Regions from separate parts of the Mus musculus genome. Here region 2 is linked to region 1. A link is a loop called in an ENCODE intact Hi-C map of the cell type or tissue named here. Cell type or tissue: heart. All regions are shown on one strand. Each heading gives the region's core, and the rest is flanking DNA. Links, peaks and the distances in the headings are about the cores only.

Region 1 (9,231 bases), core at 1-8,000:
ATTAATTTCAAAAGCAGCCACAGAGGCAAGGGACTACTTCGCAATTCTTCTTTTCATGAAGAGGTAAAAGAAAAATAACCATCTCATGAGATCACACACAAAAACTCTAATGAAAGCTAGAGAGCAATAGAGACAAGAGGAGATCAGGCCTGGTTTTCAGCTGAGGTTACTGGCAGACTCTCAGGGAGAAAACTGGAAACCTGTTCGCCAGGTCTTCAGTGTGGGTACAGAGCGCAATCCAAGGTGGGATGGGAGGGATCTTTTTGGAAAGTCTTTCTTACCCCAGACCCTGACTTGAAGAAGCGCCAATCACCCAGCCCTCGATGAAGCTGACTCTGTTCTGAAGACTCAGAGATGCTAACTTGTCAATACCATAAGGACCCATGCATGCCAGTTCACATAAGTCCCCAAACTCTAGTTTTAGGAAGTGCATGCAGTTAGAAAATCAGCACCAGACACTTCCTAAGTGGCCAAGGTGAGGTGGTCCCAGGTTTGCGGAACCCCAAGGCGGAAGGTGTAAGAGATGGAAAGGTCTGGTCAGACAGGGCCCTGGAGCTCATTAGCTCTTTCAGTCTGAGCCTAGTGGGAAAGACTATTAATCTAGCCCTCCCCTCACAGCCTGGAGGCAAGTGCCTGGGTTGGGCACCCAGGGTGGCCGCTGGGGACAGTGCCAAACCCACAGCTCCTGTGAGCATCACACAACCCTAGGAGGCGGGGGAGGGGGGGCGGCGGCTGCAATTCTAACACGTTATAGTTGATCGAGGCAGAAGAGAGTAAAGCTCGGAGAGAAAGTTAGAGGAGGTGGGTAGCTTCGGACTTGGAACAGATGGGCGTCTAATGAAAATACTTAAGCCTTTTGATGCACAAGTGACCCAGTGCCATCGCAGTCGTGTCTACTGCGAATTACAAGATGTTTAGAAGATCACAACACTAAGGATCCGTCACACACACAAAAAAATCCCCGATTTAGAAAGCATATTTATACCAAGTCACTGATATCTGACTACATTTGCCCTAAAATAAAAACACAGATTTTTCTCTAATTTTTCTTGGCTGCAGATCTTTTATCCCTCTAACCAAAATCCAAGGAATGCAAACAGCTGCCAGGATCATGTCCCCAAAGCAACCCTCATTCCCTTTGCTTTCTTTCTCTTTCGGCATCAAAGCTTGCCATAAATGTTTAATTACATGGAAGCTGCCTTTTCACTGAAAATGACTGGCGCTATGAAAGGCTTTTCATTTTTTAAGAGAGGCAGAATGCGTGTGTGTAAAACGGTCCCTATTAATTTCCTGATATTGACTCTCTGGCTGAGGAGGAGCACGGAGTGTTCAGCAGAGAGCACCTCTGCAGAATGTTAAAGGCAGCGCTTGGACTGAGAAAGGGTATCAAATGCAGTATGCGTCAAACAGACCATCGCTCAATGAAGTCACTTAGCTATTCAAAACATGTTCAGCCATCACTCAACCGTTTGCACCAAGAACACCGGGAGGGGGCATGTGATGGGAGCTCTTTTCCCAGACCAGTGTTTGGCTTAGTATAGGTTAGACACCCCCCAACCCCCCAGGATCACATCAGTTTTGCCCTCTCCCCCATCTGCTGGCCCCAACTCCCTGCAGCACCATCCCATGTTGAGCTTAACAAACAGTTCTGCAGTGCTCACTTCCCGATGCCACCTCAAAGGGCCTCCAGGCTTGGTTCACATCAGTGGAACACATACAAGCCTCTTTCCATACAGGGGCATATGTGTCTCTCTGTCTGTCTTCCTATAGGTGGCTTTTGCACACAGACAGATATAGCTATGCAAATTCACTCCTTCATATTAAAGTCTGTGGCTAAATGCAGCTTGTATGACCTGCAGAGTTCCCCCCTCTTGTGTTTATTAATGTATCCCAAAAGCACATGCCTTCCTCATGTCCTAGTGTCCTGGCCTTTACATTGTGGGAGCCCCTCAGCCCACAGCACATGCGGCGCACATGCCCCAATGACTCTGCAAGATCAAGACCAACAGCTGACACCCCCACCCCATTTTTTCCCATTCCACCCCTCAACCTCTCCATGCCCTCGCCTCCTGCCTGCACAGTGCTGACTCGACTTGCTTCTGGGTGACAGACATGTCACTCTGCGTGGAAGCAAATCAGCGCTCGGTCTAACCCGCAAGTGACCGCTGTTGATTAGAACTTGGGCTTGTTTCCTGTGAGAGACACATGCATTTTAGACTTCGTAAACGTTAAAAACACACACATACACACAGCCAGCCACCTCGAATGGTACGCGGGGCTCGTAGACATTACGAAATGCTCTTGAACTCGGCTTGAGCTCCTAGAATAATTAGAATCTACCAAATAAGGATTCTTAGAAACAACAGATTTCTTTTTTTAAAGGGAGACTTGCAGATGGTGCTGGGCCTGTAACTTTTGAGGAGCGAGAGAAGAGGAAGAGCATTTTTTTCTGAATCCTTCATTGCAAAAGGCTGAGCAGCACACAGGGAAGCAATTATTTTTCCCTCCTCATAGGTGGCAAAGCCAGACCCAAAGGCAAACCCTAAGGACTCCAAAGCATCCAGAGCACATCTGAACTCTACAGACAATTTCCTGTTTTCACCATACCATAGATCATTCCAATGAGGAGGTTTGGGAGGACGGGGTGGAAGCCAAAGAGTAGAGAGTGTGGGTTCTGCTTATTGATTTTCTTTCCTCTGAAACTAACCCAGTCAACCTTGATCTGCAGCGGCAGCGGCGGAGGGAGTGAAGTGGGAAAATGGTGGAATGTGGAGGGGACTTATTTGGAGGCGGGGGGGGGGGTGTGGAGGGGAGGGGCGGCGTGGGAAGGGGGAGGAGGTTGGAAATCAAATACCTTCGAGGCAGCAGGTTCTCCATAATCCGGAATGGGTCATAACTTCCTCGTTCTTCTTGCTGGTTTCATTCTCACTGACACTTTTGGTCTTGCAAACCCCTCTGGAGTACAGCCAATAGTCGGTTCCCACAGCGATGGTCATCAAGCTGAAGGCAGCGAAAGCACCAACGGTGGTTAAAAGCATTTGAACACCTCGATCAAACAGCCCCATAATTCTTCATTATATAAACACCCAACCGACTTCTGGTTCTCAGGAGCGTGTGTGTGAGGGTGCGATTGGTAATTCCACTACTAATATAATGGATATATGTGTGAATAGAGAATATGGAGAGATATAAAAAAAGGGAGATAAGAAAGCTCACGGAAAAGTGTGTAAATTATAAAGATCACACGGGAAGAGAGGCTTGCCTTTTGAGATCAAAAAACTGTTCCAGTTGCAGCGATTTTTTTAAAAAAAGGGAAAATAAATAAAAAGACACCCCCCCACCCCCCCAAGTGAGATGCCTTAATCTCTTTTCCTAAAATTCTGGTCTCCAGTTTCCATATGTGATCGCTAATTTGGAGATGGCTTCCACAGCGCGCCAGGGTACAGCCGAATTCTCAACACCATCTCTCATGGTCCGGACCTAGACAGTTAGAGACTGGAAGAGCTGGGAAGCAACCTTCGGTCTTCGTTCGCGGCTCTGCGGCCTGCGCCATGAAAATCCGTGGCTTCGCCAGTTCTCTTCCTTGGGGAGGGAGGGGGTCCTCGAGGCGCCTCCGTTTCAGAGGAGACTGCCCAGTCTTCTGCAAGCCCTCGAGCTCAGCTGCACCGGTGAGGGGGTCTCGCCTCCCATGGTTGTGCCCCGGCGGCGGTAACGGCGGCGGCGGCGGCAGCGGCAGCGGCAGCAGGGTTGGCGGGCGCGGTGGCGGCAGGACGAGCAGCCGCGGTTATTGTTGTTGGCGGCGGGGGTAGTGTCGGCGAAGTGGGGGAGGGAGGGGGTTTCTCCCGGAGAATCGAGGCGGGGTTCCCTCCCCCGATCCGCAAAGCTCCTCGGAAGCCAGCGAGCGAGCGAGCGATGGGGCGCGCTAGCCGGCGTCTTGCAGCAGGCAGGCCCGCCCGCCTCCCCCGCTCACGGCCGCGCAGCCCCGGGCCAGGCGCTCCCAGCTACAGCATCGCCGTGGTGCTGAAACGGACAGCTCACCCCGGCCGGGCTCGTCCACTTACTGCATCGCCGTAGTGCTGAAGTGGACAGCTCCCCACGACCGGGCGCTCTCACCTACAGCATCGCCGCGGTGCTGGACTGGACAGCTCTCGGAGCAGGAGCGCCCACCTACTGCGTCGCCGTGGTGCTGAACTGGACAACTCCCCCACTCTGTGCGCTCCCTGCGCTCTGTAGCCGGCCAGGAGTGGGGCCCTGGCCACGGGGCCTCTGTCGTCCGCGGACGGGCCAGGCCAGGGCCAAGCGCAGGGCTGCCTGGCCTCCCGGACTCCTGTTCCACAGTTCCGGAATGAGCGCTGGCCGGGGCCTCCTGGAGCTGGGAGGAAGGCGTAGCTGGCGATCTCTCTCTCTCTCTCTCTCTCTCTCTCTCTCTCTCTCTCTCTCTCTCCTCTTCCCTCCCCCCTTGGTGTTTCTTCCAGTTCAGCCTCCTTCTCATTCCATCTCTACGTGCCCAGAGCTTCAAATACAGTCCTCCCATCACAGTCAGATTCCCACAAAACTTCAATCAGCTGCTTCTCCTGGAAGAGATCCTGGATGGGTAATTACAAACATAGTTTCTATGTGTTGTTCTTCCTCCCCTATTCATGGGTTCCACACTTTCTGGGGAGGGGAGGTTGTTTTATTTTACTGTCTGGATAGACGCATCTCCTGCCTTATTTCCTCTTGATCTTTCTTTCTGGCTAACAGGGGTTGTGTATAGCTTTCTCTGTGACTCTCTGTAGTTTTTCTGTGAAATTCTACATCTTGCTTCTACAAGTAGACATTTTGGGAAGATGATTCTTGTGAAAGGATGAGAAAAGGGTGGCTGGTAACTGGGGTTCGGGACATGATACTCATCTCAAAGGTAAAAATGTTTTCAGGAAAAGTGAGTTGTGGATCTTTCCAAGTTTCCCTTGTCATTCATAAATGAGATTGATTTTTTTTTTAAACCTCTCTACTATGAGCAGGGAAAGGCAGGAGCCCTCTCTTGCTCAGCAGAACGGCGAGCCTGGGTTGTTTCCTGTGTCACCTCTCCAGACTGTGTGTGCAACTTTCCCTTAATGTGACCCTGGAAATCGAAGCACGTAGATGATGCTCACTGCTGTGGATGCCATGTTATCTCAGATCAGTTTTGTGACTAAGTAAAAGGAGACCATAGGAGACTCTAGGTTACATTTTTTTCCTTTGGGGGAGGGGCTAGAGAAAGCTGTGAATCCATTGGGTCAGTTGAAGGGTGTAGAGTGAGGATTTGATTTCATAATTTAGTAATGCCACCCCTCATTGTGCCTTGAGATGACCTGCATGATAGTTTCTCAGTGATCCAGAGATTACGGGTGCACGCAGAAGATGGCTGAGGTAGAAATAGTTCCTTGGGTGTAAATTCCAGAGCCTAACCTCTTCCTTTCATCTGCGCAGTCACAGGTAGAAACTACCTGTTTCTCTACCCTGCATAAAACTTCCTTTTCTCCCAATCTCCTCTCCCTCCTCAGACTGGAAGGACCCTCCTAAGGATTGAGAGCTGTCTTTCTAGTTCCAGCATCTAGAGAAGGGCACCCAGACGTCTGCAGTCTGTGCTAAGGGATTTTAGTGGAGGCTGGAGCTGGCTTGCATGGAAGAGGTTCTTGGGCCTTGGATTCCTTCGTGGGAGGAAAGCAGCAGGGGAGGAGAGGGGTGGGGGTGGATGGTCTGCTCATCCCTGGTGCACTTTAGTAGTGGCTTCCGTGGGTGTTTCTGTTGGACTGCTATCCTTAAAGGAAGATGTGAGGGGCAGATACCAAAGCTTCTGAGATTTCCCAGGTCTTTTGAGCAGGGCAGGTTGGAGAGACACTTGGGTGTCTCATATGTGTCTAAGAGGTGATGCCTGTCACCTTGGCTGCTTTTGACCTTCCCATGCATAGTGGAGCAAAACACTTTTTCTCATCCCTTCCCTCTTCACATCAACCCCTGGGCCTTCTGCTCAGAAAGCACCCACCCATTCCAGAACCTCAGAAGCCTCCGTTTGTCCTCAGACTCTGCTAACCTCGGAACTGCTGACAGCGGCTGTAGCATTCACAGACTTTGATTCATCTTCTGGCCACGTCGTCACCGGGAAAACAACAGGGGTGGGGGTGGGGAGGGGAATCTGTCTCTATAGCCAGCATAGAGACAGCAGAGACTACTGCAGAGAGAATAAGCCCGGGGACACAGCTTCACTTGGTACTTGGACAATTGCCATACTCTATCCAAGTTGGCTTCCTGAAGACTCAGTTTCAGTGTCTGAAAAATGGGTCCCTGAGCACTTGTCCACTCCTTGTAGAGCTTCCCAGCTACCCCTGATCTTCACTGTTTGCCATATTGCTATGAATTCACCGCATTGATCACACTTAATTGTGCTATAGCCCCCTCATTGCCTCATAACCCCTTGATAGCAAGATCTGAGCCACGCTCAATGTTATGATGTTAGGACCCAAGGACGTTCTAGATTGTAGCAGACTCTTGGTGAATAATGCCTGAGCACTTTGTGGGCTTCCTGTGGCAGAAGAAGGGCAAGGAGCCTGGCATGCAGCAAGATGGTTGACTCCCATTCTTTATCCCATTTAACACCCGGAATGCTCTCTGGCTTCATCTTTGGGACACTTCCTGTCTCACAGTCCTCACTCTTTCCAAGTGACTTATATGTCACAGGGTCCTTCTGTAGGCAAAAAGGCCACGCGGGAGAGCTGGCCCTGCACAGGGTCTATTTGCAGGCACCTGTGCTTAGTGGCTGCTGAATAGATGTCTAGGGAGCGGCTTTGTGTGACTACAGTTTGTTACTTGGGAAGGGCTTAGAGGAAATTAGCTGAAATGCCACAGGCCTATTTTGAGCCGCCTCTTTGATGGAGTGGAAATAACATGGGATTTGGGCACAGCAGACCTGGCCTTGAAGCACAGGGCTGCCATTTCCTCGCCGTTTGACCTTGGACAGTTACTTAACCCCTGTGGAAACTTGTCCTTTCATTTGTCAAGAACCAGGGGCTCAAGCCCAGGCTGTGGTCACCCATGTTGTGCGTTAATAGCTATGGTACCAGTTGACATTTATTGGATGCTGACCCGTGCTGAATCCCACAACCCTCCTCTAAAGGGGTCTCATTTTACTCCCATTTACAGGTGAAGAAACAGAGCTACCTATGAGACGCAAGTATCTGGCATCATTTTTCACACTTAGGGAGTGACAGACCCTGGAGTCTAATCCATCACCTGAGCTGAACCCAACCTCCGAGCGTTCTGAGGAAGGGCCTTGCCTTGAGACTATCAGCTCCTCAGCTGGTTTACAGAGAAGCTCCTGGGTGAGGGTGTGGGCATACTGACACCACACTTAGGTCAAGGAATCCTCAGTAATGTGCTAAGAACTTTTCCTTTAGGTGGGCGAGAGCCCAGAGAGGTCACATCCCAAGGTCACAGGCCAAGTTAGTGGGTCAGCAGAGATTTGAAAACACTGCTGTCACTCATAAGTACAAAGATTCATTCAGTTCTTTTTAAATCCAAACTCAAGCATCTATTGCATGTTGGGTACAGGGCTAACTCCTGATGAGAGGGACAGTCTCAGCAAAAGCCTGTGATTCCAGCACTTGGGAGGCAGAGGCAGGAGGATCACTGTGAATTTAGATTCCAGCTAGAGTTAGTGAACACACACACACACACACACACACACACACACACACACACACACACACAAGAGAGAGAAAGGGAAAGAGAAAGAGAGAGACAGAGACAGAGAGAGAGAGAGAGAAGGGGGCATATTTTCTGTGGGAGCAGAAGTAGCTAGGCCAAGAGAGGGGTGGGGGAAATCTGAGAATAGAGAGAATATTCCAAGCTGGGAAAATGGTCTGTGAAAGGTTGAGATGTGTGAGACGAGATGACAAACCCTGCTTCCTGGGTTAGCAGGAAGCAGAACAACACAGTATGGCGGAAGCTAACACAATGGTGGGAAGTGTCCAGCAGCCTTGGAGAAGATGCTGGGGCAGAAGAAACACCCTGAAGGGAAAGAGTCAACCAATTCTGGGGCAGGCGACAGCCAGGGTGATGTGGCTGGTTCCCAAGCCAGTGATGGAGTCACTTGGGGCAGCACAGGGGAAGTCAGGATGGGAAGTGGGGGTCAGGAGGATGTGGGGAGAGCTGGGTAAGCACAGTTACCCATGCTGAGGTGGCTGTGTGTGAGGAAGGAGTAGGTATGCATGCCGGTGTGAGGAGTGGCAAGCTGAGGCCTCTGGCTCTGTCACGGTGCTGGTTGCCATGTTCTGAGACCTCTCTGCTCCACACCCTCTTTCTCTCTCTTCTCTGCATGTTAATTAATTAATTAGGGATGCAAATCATTCATTTGATTCCATTCTATTCCCAGCAGAATGCAAATCTCAGGAAGGCAGCGATTTTATCCACCATGTTCACGCTGTATTTCCAACCTACGGCGCACAGCCTAGCACATAGTAGGTACACAATGAAAAGGAATTCCTTTGCCAATTGGCTCAGACAATATGCTGAGGGGATAGAGACACTGATGAGATTAAATACTCAAAGCTTGACAAGTGGCAGAGTCAGCACAGACTCACGTGACACTCCATTTTGTATTTGGTATTTCAGCCTGATATCCAGGTTGCCTGGCACATACTAGGTCTGCAATATGGGTTTGCTGAGTGGAAAAAGAAAAAGGAAAAGACACGCATGCTCAGGGTAGTCAGCATATAGACCCATCCTAGAGGGGCTCAGAAGACCCCCCAAAGGCCAGAAGGAAAGGTCACAAGTAATCAAGAGAGGGAGAGAATTCCAAGCAAGGCAACATGGCCAACCACAGCAGAAGACAAACCAATAGGTGAGTGAGAGGCTCTTGGCTACAGGTATCACCCATTGGCTTTATTGTTCTCAACCAGGAGGAAGCTGGAAGGTGGGAAAGAAGAGGTGTGGAGCTAGCTGCATCTGGCCCAGACTCCAGTTCTGATGCCTATTTGCTGTGTGGTCCCATGCAGGGATTTGACCTCTCTGGGCTCAGCCTCATCTGTAAGTGGGAAGGGGGCTGTCTCTTATCCCCAGTATGTGTCGTTTCCTTCCAAGTGTATCGTTCAGGTCTTGGCATCAGTTTCTCTCCCCTCCAGGAAGGTGTAATCTCGCACTTAAGTAAGTGGCCACGGATACCGAGGCCTGTTTTGTCTCCACTGTGCTGATTGTTGCAGACTGACACACTCT
Region 2 (9,231 bases), core at 429-8,428, 190 kb before region 1:
TAGTGTTAAAAGGAAGAGATTCCCGGGCTGGGGTTATGGCTCAATTGGATTCCTGTCTAGCACACCCAAAGCCTGGCTTCTCAATACCAAGTAAACTGGGTGTGATGGCACACACCTAATCCCAGGACCCCGGAGGGCTCAGGAGTTCAAAGTCATCCTCGATACTTAGGAACTACGTGAGATCCGGTCGTGTGTGTGGTGTGTGTGTGTGTACACATGTCGCATTAAGGGGTTATTCTGCCGTTTTTGATTCTTTTCTGCCCAACCTAACTTCTTATGATTGAGCAAGTCCCTCTGCCCCTAAGGGCTGGCGGTACTTCTAAAGCCCTTACCTTTTGTACTGTCATGTCTTACTTTTTGGAACTGTCAAGGAAGCACTATCCAAGGTAAAGTGTAGGGCTTTCTCTCCATTCCCACTGGCATGAGTGACTGAGGTGTAAGTCCCTCATTTATGCATATTGTAACCAGTATTCCAGCCCCTTACGATCGGGGAACACGTTGCTGTCCACCTTCCCTTCCATACCTTTGCTCACTTTGAACTTTGTCTCTGGGTACTTAGAACACCTGCTCACCTTATCTTCTCTGAATAGTACTGCTTTCTTCTCACTAGCGCCTGCTTTATAATCCTCCAGAACACATGGACAACGTCTCTTTCTGAGAGTAGGGACTTGTGGTTGTCTCATCTGCATATACTTAGCGCCAACCTGGTACAATGCCCAGCACAGAGAGGCTGTTCAATAGACACTAAGTTGAGAATCTTTGCGCACCTCAGCAAGTGGTTTCTGTCAGAGGGGTTATGTGATGTGTCCCAGCAGATGGACTCCATCTACCACCCTATTTTAACCCACTCTCTCAATAATTAGTGGTTTGCTGAGGCGTCTTTGTGTTCTACATCTGCAGTTGTGCCTGGAAGGCTCTCCCAGAGCTCTCTGAGAAAAGTGCTACTAGGTACTAGATTCTGCACTGTCTCTGGGTCCCTTTTCTGTCTGCTCCAGTGGAGGTCAGCCCTCGTCTTTGCAACTGACAGCCACCAGTCTCTGTTCATTGTTTTGTTATCTGTTTCTTTTCTTTTTTTAGATGTATTTATTTTATGTATATAAGTACACTGTCACTGTCTTCAGGCACACCAGAAGAGGGCATCGGATCCCATTACAGATGGTTGTGAGCCACCATGTGGTGGAATTGAACCTCTGGAAGAGCAGTCAGTGCTCTTAACCACTGAGCCATCTCTCCAGCCCTCTCTCTTTTACTTTTGTCCTCCCTCTCTCCCCCTCTCTGTCTTCTTACTTCTTTTTTCTCTCCTCTCTTTCTACCTCTGTTCTCTCTCCATCTCCCCTCCATCCTCTGCACCTCTTTTCTTTCTTTCTTTCTTTGATAGAGTCTCATTTAACCCAGACTAAGTTTTAGGTGGTGCTGGAACTGAACTAAGCACGCATTTTGTCAGCTGAGCTGCATCCCCACTTTTTCTCACTCTTTCGTCAGCCCTGAAGTGTGTGTGTGTGTGTGTGTGTGTGTGTGTGTGTGTGTGCAAACACTTTGGCCCGCAGAGTAATGATCCAAGATCTGCATGAGGCAGGAAGGCAGCCTAGTTCAACACGACTCAGTAGCTGGTGTTGGGTCAGACTTTGAGAGTTCGACACTGGGAGGTTTATTTTAGGCATATTTAAGTACAACACGATTTGATCAAAATTTCCGGGTGATAATTAGCTCAGTCCCAGGTGCACAATAAAGCTTAAGACATGACTGCATTGAATTTTTTTTTGTAAAGTACTCGTCATGTCTTCCATAAAGATGGGTTCTATAGATTAACTTACACGTGACATCTTAAGAGTCTGGGGGAAGGATCTGGTGTGGTCTTGATCAAACAGATAGTACAGAGGTCACCACCTTTTCTAGCCACCTCCACTCCCAGCCTTCTAGGTAGAAAACAGGTTATACATCTCTCCTTTTGAAGAGACAACTCTGCTCGGTTAACATTCTTGGTTTCTGTAGTGCTTATCTGTGAGCACAGGAATGTCTGTACCTCCCACACTTTGGGGTCTATATCCAGTACTTGCCTCAGGGCCTGACATCAGGAGGTACCCAGTGACTCTAGAGGTGCAGCAGTGACCCAGATTAAGTTCTACCTCCAGATCCATTCCACAGCCCTGCTGTACCCTTCCAAAACCCACTGTCATGCTTGTATTCAGCCCATCTTGGCACATCCTGTTCTGTTTTGTCCTCTGTCCAATTGGCAGGTCCCAGGGCTGTGCAGGGCCTTTCCTCTAGGACAGAGTGGGAAACAAACTCTAGCTAGCCACTGCCGTGTCAGCCTTCCACTTAGTAGAGTCTCCTATCCACCAAAGGCAGATGAGGTCAGATGTGGGCAGAGTGGCCTCTCTACCTTAACTGACCTCATGTCTTAGCCTCTGCTCTCATCCGGGATGACGACCCACCCACGGTGGGATACCCAGATCCCTGGGCTCTTGAGGTCAGCTTCCCCCGCTGCAGCTGTTGCTGATAATGCCAGGAGCCATCTGGCCTGGGTGCTCTTGCCCCTCCCACTTTCATATCTGCTTTTCTCTGTCTCCAGCACTTTCTCTTCCCCAGCCACCTACCCATCCTATTCAGCATTTTCAGAGCCGTTTCTTGAGAGCCAATTTCCTCGCTTGATCCACATTCTGAATTCTAATGCAGAGCCAGCCCTGTTTCTGTTTGTTCTGTAGTCACCTTACCTTTGTTGGCCGGAGCTTCTCATCTGAGAACAGTATGACTTCCTCAAAGAGGGGCTGTGAGCTAGCTCAGCAGTGCACACCTTTAATCCCAGCACTCAAGAGGCAGCGCCTACGGGAGCTGGCATGATGTCAGTCCCCTTTCCTCCAGCAGGTGACAGCCTGTGACCTAGGTTTAGTTCTCAGCCCCCCCCCCCCATGTGCTTGGTGGTATCTATGTCTGGGGATAGGTGCGCTCACCAGGGAATAGGCTTAAAGCAGAGGGAAGGGAGTCAGGGCAGACAGCCACAGCTGTCTTCCAGGTTATGAGTTGTGAGCATTGGTGAAATCTACATAGTGGTCAGCTTAAAGGTTGTTTGTTTGTTTTTAGGTTTACTGGTTACTTTATATGTATGAGGATTCCGCCTGCATGTACACATGTGCACCACATGCCTGCCTGGTGCCTTGCCGAGGCCAGAAGAAAGTGCTGGATCTCCTGGAAATGGTGTCACGTAGGTGCTGGGAACCGAACCCGGTTCTTTGCAAGAACCACAAGGGCTCTTAACTGCTGAGACATTTCTCCAGCCCTCTATGATCAGTTTTTAAAAGTCAAGATTAGCTGAGCATGGGAGGAACATGCCTTTGGTTCCAGCACTGAGGAGGCTGAGGCAGGTGGATCTGTGCATTCAGGGACAGCCTGGTTTATGGAGAGAGTTCAGTCTAGCCAGGGCTATTAAATGAAACCCTGTCTCTCCAAAAAAAAAAGAAAAAGAAAAAGAAAGAAAGAAAGAAAGAGAGAGAGAGAAATAAAGAAGAAAGAAAAAGAGAGAAAAGAAAAAGGAAAGAAAGAAAGAGAGAGGGGGGGGGAGGAAAGGTAGGTAGGGCTAGCAAGATTGCTCAGTTGGTAAGAGCAATGACTGTTGTTCCGAAGGTCCTGAGTTCAAATCCCAGCAACCACATAGTAGCTCACAGCCATCCGTAATGAGATCTGATGCCCTCTTCTGGTGCGTCTGAAGTCAGCTACAGTGTACTTGTGTATAATAATATACATAAATGTGTATAAATAAATCTTTGGGCCGGAGAGAGCTGGGCTGACTGGAGCAAGCAGAGGTCCTAAAACTTCAGTCCCCAACAACCACATGAAGGCTCACAACCATCTGTGCACCTACAGTGTACTTACATACATAAAATAAATAAATAAATCTTTTTTTTTTTTTTTTTTTTAAAGAAAGGTAGGTAGGTAGGTCTGACTAGGGGTTGTAGCTCAGTTGGTAGAGTGCCTGCCTAGCACACACAAGATCTGGGGTTTGATCTCCAGCATCATGCCTGGAATCCTACCACTCAGGAGGTGGAGACAGGAGAATCTGAAATTCCAGGTCATTCTTGGCTACATTCCAAGTTCATAGCCAATCTGGGCTTCCTGGGACCTCGTCTCATACGAAAGAAAACAACAAAACAAAATGGAGTTGAAAATGCCAGAATATGCCAGGTGTTGTCGCCAGCTGTGCTTTGCATGGCATTTGTTGATGCAGGACATGGCTTTGTGACCAAAAAGAATTCTTCTCAGAGATGCTGAGATGACAGCCTTTAAAGGCTTCTCTTACTCTGGATTATGCTCAGAGAGTTTGAAATGTCCCAAAATACCCAAGCCTGTTGTCAGCCTCTTTGCGTGCTTAATTCATCACATCCTGTTGCCACAACCTTCATTTAGAGGAAGAGACAGAGGCATGTGGAAACCATGAAGCTTCTTGGGATACAGAGAGAACAGGGGGTGGCATCTCAATGGGCTTTTCCGCCCCCCAGGAGACTCTGCCTCGGCTCCTCTCCCAGCCCCCAGAATCCTGCCAGTCAGCACGGGCCATTTGAGGCCAAGCCGGGGAGGGTGATGCTGCCTGGCCGAAGCACAGCGCTCTTGGCAGCATGCCCTAAGCAAGGCTACCACACGATGGCGCTGTGGTACTCACGGTTTCCCCTTGGAGAAGCTGGCAGGACACACGCTTCCTAAACCCTGCAGGACCGGACTGCGGAGGACAGGGCTGCAGCAGGACAGTCGCAGTTCAGTGACTGGGACACTGGAAGAAGTCAGGGTATGAAGGAGACACCTTGAGAAAAAAAAAAGGAGCAAACGAAACTCTGGGTGGCACACCACACCTACAGGGGTGCCCCTAGAGGACCAATCTGTTTTAATTCTGGTTTTTGAGACAGGGAGTCATTGTGTTCTTTTGCTCTGGCCTGGAACTCACAGAGATCCATTTGCCTCTGCCTTTAGAGTGAAGGGATCAAAGGGTCTCTCCTGGCCTAGTGTCCACTCTGAGGGTCACCTTCGATGTTTCTAGCTCCACTGCAGAACAATCTGAGTCAGTGTCATGCCAGTTGTGGCTCATGTACTGTTTCCAGCGGTTGCACAATGCCCCCTCCAGTACCATGCATGATGGAGCTGGCTTGGCACCAGGCTCACTCCCGGTCCAGGTTGCTTGCGTGTTACTTGGGGTCAGGGCTGGGACGCTGCAGGCCAAGACAAACCTGCAGCTGTGAGGAGAAGAGGGGGCAGGCTTCTTCCTCTTTGCCAGATCTCGCCTAGCGCGCTCCTCTTCCTGGCCCATCACCAGGAGGCAGCTGTGGGCAGAGAAGGGCCGTGCTGGAGAAAGGGAGCCGCTTCCAACCAGGGTTCTTCTCTTCCCCTACCTTAGGGAGTGACTCAGGCCAGCCCCGCAAGCTTCAGGACATTGGTCCTCTTCTGCAGCAGTGCTGCCGTTACAGAAAGGCTGGATCTTCAGAGTGAAGAACAATGAGTGGCGGTCTGTGGTCCTCCCCTCAGCCTCACTGTCAGGGCACACGATCTATTTTAACGTTGTGTTTGAGACAAGGCTTTGCTATGTACTCCTGGGTGTCGTTGAACCTCTAGGAAACCCTTCTGCCTCTCAAGTAGTGAGACTTACAGATTATGAATCTCATTGTTATGAACCATAGTGTAAATGTGTTTGGAGACAGAGGTTTGCCAAAGCGTCACAATCCACACAGGTTGAGAGCCACTGCAGTAGGGAGAGTCAAGAGAGCCAGAGGGCCTGTTCCTATGAAGCTCACTCGCAGGCTGCCTGCCGTGGAGCTGGCTGGCAGCTCAGCAGGTGCCTCAGGCCTGTTCCTGTGGGCCTTTCTCTCCGTGGGGCTTGCTCTCAGGGTGGGGCTTGGTGCCTAGACGTAGGAGCTGTCAATCAGTTACAGCTGGGTAGGGTACCTGGGATGTCACTGTTTCTACCTCTATCCTTTGGCCTACCATGATTCAATGTGAGAGTGAGGAGGATACATCTCTGTGGTGGCCAGATTTTTTACCATATTTAATCTCCTGCAGTGTCTTAGATCGAGGGCTTCTGGGTACTTCCCCCAGAAGACTTGTTTCGAACTCTGTGCAGCTGGCGGTAGGGGTGGTCTCATGCATTTTGACTGTCGCTTTGCTTCAAGACTGCAAGGCCAGATGATACCACGCACCGGATGCTCTGAGACATCTCACCATCGTCTTTTCCTGAGGGGCTTTTGCATCCAATTATTTCCCGGTGATTTGAACCATCTCGAGAGATTAGGTTAGCGATGCTAGCATCTCCGAGAGAAATGAAGAAGCAGGTGACAGACTTTTGGAAGATGTTGTGATGAGACCAAGCGGCTCTTCTGCGGAAGAGCCAGCAGAGCAGCCTTCTTTGTGCAGCCCAGGGGAAGGAGTGAGACAGGATTGACTGTTGGTCCTTTCCTCCTTGCTGATGCCCATCTGTTGCGTGCTGTTTTTTTATTTCGGGTTGATGGATTGGTTGGATGATGCGCCTGGGCTGCAGCATCTCCTCCTTGCCCATCAGCCCTGCTCGGTGGCAGATTTGCATTCCGTCTGGGATGCCAGATTGATTTAAATGCTTTTTTAAAGCCTGTCGTCTGACGGAGATCTTTATCCAGTCAGCATTTCCCCTGTATTTTAAAAATAAGCATTCACAGCGCAAAGACGCTGTTGACGGCTTTTTTTTTTTTTTTTTTTTTCGAGAGAAGAATCCAATTTGGCTTGGTGGCTGATGTTCTAATTGGCTGCAGAGCTGAGAGTGCTGAGACCAAAGCCTGCCAAGGGCTGACGTTCTGAGTCTACCGGTCTCTCCTTTCCATTCAGATCTACCTACCATGCCCTTGTGGAGAAGAGGGGTCATTTGGCACCTGCTATTTAATCAATATTACCCAGTTGTCCCTTTACACCCCCACCTTTGTGGGAACCATATGTCTTCTTAGGTTTGAGAATTCTTGAGCTGGCAAGATGGCTCTGTGGATAAAGATGCCTGCTGCTAAGTTTGATGCTCTGAGCTCAGTACCTGGGACTCAGCTGGTAGGAGGGGAGAACTGACTCCCTCAAGTTGTCCTTATCCCCACATCTCTGCTGCGGTCTGCATGCCCATGCACGCAAAATAAATAATAAAAGGTGAAAAAAAAAACCTACAAAAACTCCTTGGAAGTTGGTGAGAAAAAAGTAAAAAATCCAAGGAGAGAAAACAGACAAGCATAAAAACCCAGCACCACACAAAGGGAAAAAAGGAAGTGGCAGCCGCTTCCATCCTCCGTGTGGAAGATGGTAAAGACTCGGCTACCACGATAGTTAGTCTTCTTCATCAATTTAACTCATCATCGAAACAAACGTGTCTATGAAAGATTTAAGGAAGATGGAAGACCTACCCAGAATGTGGTAGCAGTAGCCTATGGGCTGGGTTCCTAAACTGAATGAAAAAGGAGAACCAGCACTTAGTTCTATCTTATTCCTAACGGAGGACACAATGTGACCTGAGGCCTCATACTTTTGAGGCCACCACGCCTTAACCACCATGACTGACTGTATTCTCAGACTGTGAGCTAAAACCAAAGCCCTCGGAAGCTAGAAAGATGGCAGTTAAGAGAACTGGCATGCCGGGTGGTGGTGGCACACGCCTTTTATCCCAGCACTTGGGAGGCAGAGGTAGGTGGATTTCTGAGTTCGAGGCCAGCCTGGTCTACAGAGTGAGTTCCAGGACAGCCAGGGCTACACAGAGAAACCCTGTCTCAAAACAACAACAACAACAAAAAACAAAGAAAACAAAAACAAAAAAAAAGAAGAATGACTGACAGTCACCACTCTTGTTTAAGACTTATTTACTTTTATATATGTGAGTACACTGTTGCTGTCTTCAGACACACCAGAAGAGGGCATCGGATTCCATTACAGATGGTTGTGAGCCACCATCTGGTTGCTGGGAATTGAACTCAGGACCTCTGGAAGAACAGTCAGTGTTTTTAACTGAGCCATCTCTCCAAAGACAGTTGCCATTCTTGAGTGGATTGCCTCCGTCTAGAGGACATTTTCCCAGGGCCCTGCCATGGTCTTCCTGTGTGGCTGCTCTTAGCCTTGGTCGCTCTCTGTAGAGTGAGGACAGTCATCTCTACTGCATGTGGCTGTGGTGGGAGCGGAATCCGCGTGGAGTGGGTATTAGTCCTCAGATACTATGCAACAACTTCCCATCTTTAACCGCCTGTCCGCAGGTTTCTGCAGTCAGGAATCATGTAGCAGCTCGCCTGCTTGCCTGGGTGCCTCTCTTCAGGCACTGTCCTGGCAGAGCAGTGGCTATGGCCCTGCATCATGTTAAAAACACCTCCTCACATTCTAGGGACTGGAACCTCACACCTTGCAGTCCCTCACTTGAGTGGCGTCCCACTGTGTACTCAGCCTGCTTGTTTAACCTGCCTTTAAGAGAACAAGGTTCACAACATAACTAACTGCCTTGGATTTTTCCATGTAACCAACCTTTCTGACCTAAAGGGACGCACAGCTGTGATCTTAAGTACTCTCCCATGCCCCTGATACGAGAGTGGTGCAAGTGTGTTAATCACTGGCTGGAAACAGTGAATAGAGGAAGAAAGCAGTCTTATAAAAATATCCATAAACGTTGACTGCAATATAGAGCGATCGCTTGGAGAACACTGCTGTTTGTAGAAGTGTTTGTTTTCTGGGTCAGTTGGAGCCAATGACTTAATCCCTTGTAAAACTTTGTTGTAGATTTTTGAAACGTGCCCCATTTCTTCCTGCATTAAACAGTGTTCTGCACTGTTCAATAAAAGAGAGAGCAAAGCCGGGCGTGGTGGCGCACCCCTTTAATCCCAGTACTTGGGAGGCAGAGGTAGGCGGATTTCTGAGTTCGAGGCCAGCCTGGTCTACAAAGTGAGTTCCAGGACAGCCAGGGCTATACAGAGAAATCCTATCTCGAAAAACCAAAAAAAAAAAAAAAAAAACAAAAAAACAAAAAAACCAACCAAACAAAAAAAACCAACCAAACAAACAAACAAAAAAAAAAACAAAAAACAACCAAAAAAACAAAAAGAGAGAGAGAGCAAAGCCCTTCCTTAAAGACACATGTACACGGCAGAGACAGACACAGGGCTAGATTCACAAGGTAGCCTTCAAGCAGGCTCAAATCCAGACTCATACCACAGAGACAGGGTGGGAAACACAGGGAGCATGAAGCCGAGACTAATCTCACTCTTGATGAAA

The links. Peaks named below come from ENCODE experiments on the same cell type or tissue, not always from the same donor. Only the 100,000 strongest peaks of a DNase experiment are listed, where the experiment ranks them.
Region 2: a loop joins it to region 1, with 5 times the contacts of the local background. A loop is called at or near these places in 6 of 42 quality-filtered maps.

What each region holds. Positions count from the first base shown.
Region 1 is chr15:78,115,827-78,125,057 of GRCm38, forward strand. It overlaps Cacng2 (calcium channel, voltage-dependent, gamma subunit 2), which reads right to left and starts at 3,454. Exons shown (of 4, transcript NM_007583.2): 1 at 2,855-3,454. The coding sequence starts at 3,065. A730060N03Rik (a long non-coding RNA gene) reads left to right here and starts at 2,969. Exons shown (of 2, transcript XR_875456.2): 1 at 2,969-4,594. In heart, for the core only: no CTCF peak of the experiment used is centred there; a DNase peak (open chromatin) is centred at 4,085; H3K4me3 peaks cover 693 bases; H3K27me3 peaks cover 4,422 bases.
Region 2 is chr15:77,929,323-77,938,553 of GRCm38, forward strand. No RefSeq gene overlaps it. Among named protein-coding and RNA genes, the nearest start is that of Txn2, 4.9 kb to the left of the region's middle. In heart, for the core only: a CTCF peak has its summit at 4,635 (motif pointing right); DNase peaks (open chromatin) are centred at 2,489, 4,619 and 5,169; H3K4me3 peaks cover 976 bases; H3K27ac peaks cover 52 bases; H3K27me3 peaks cover 989 bases.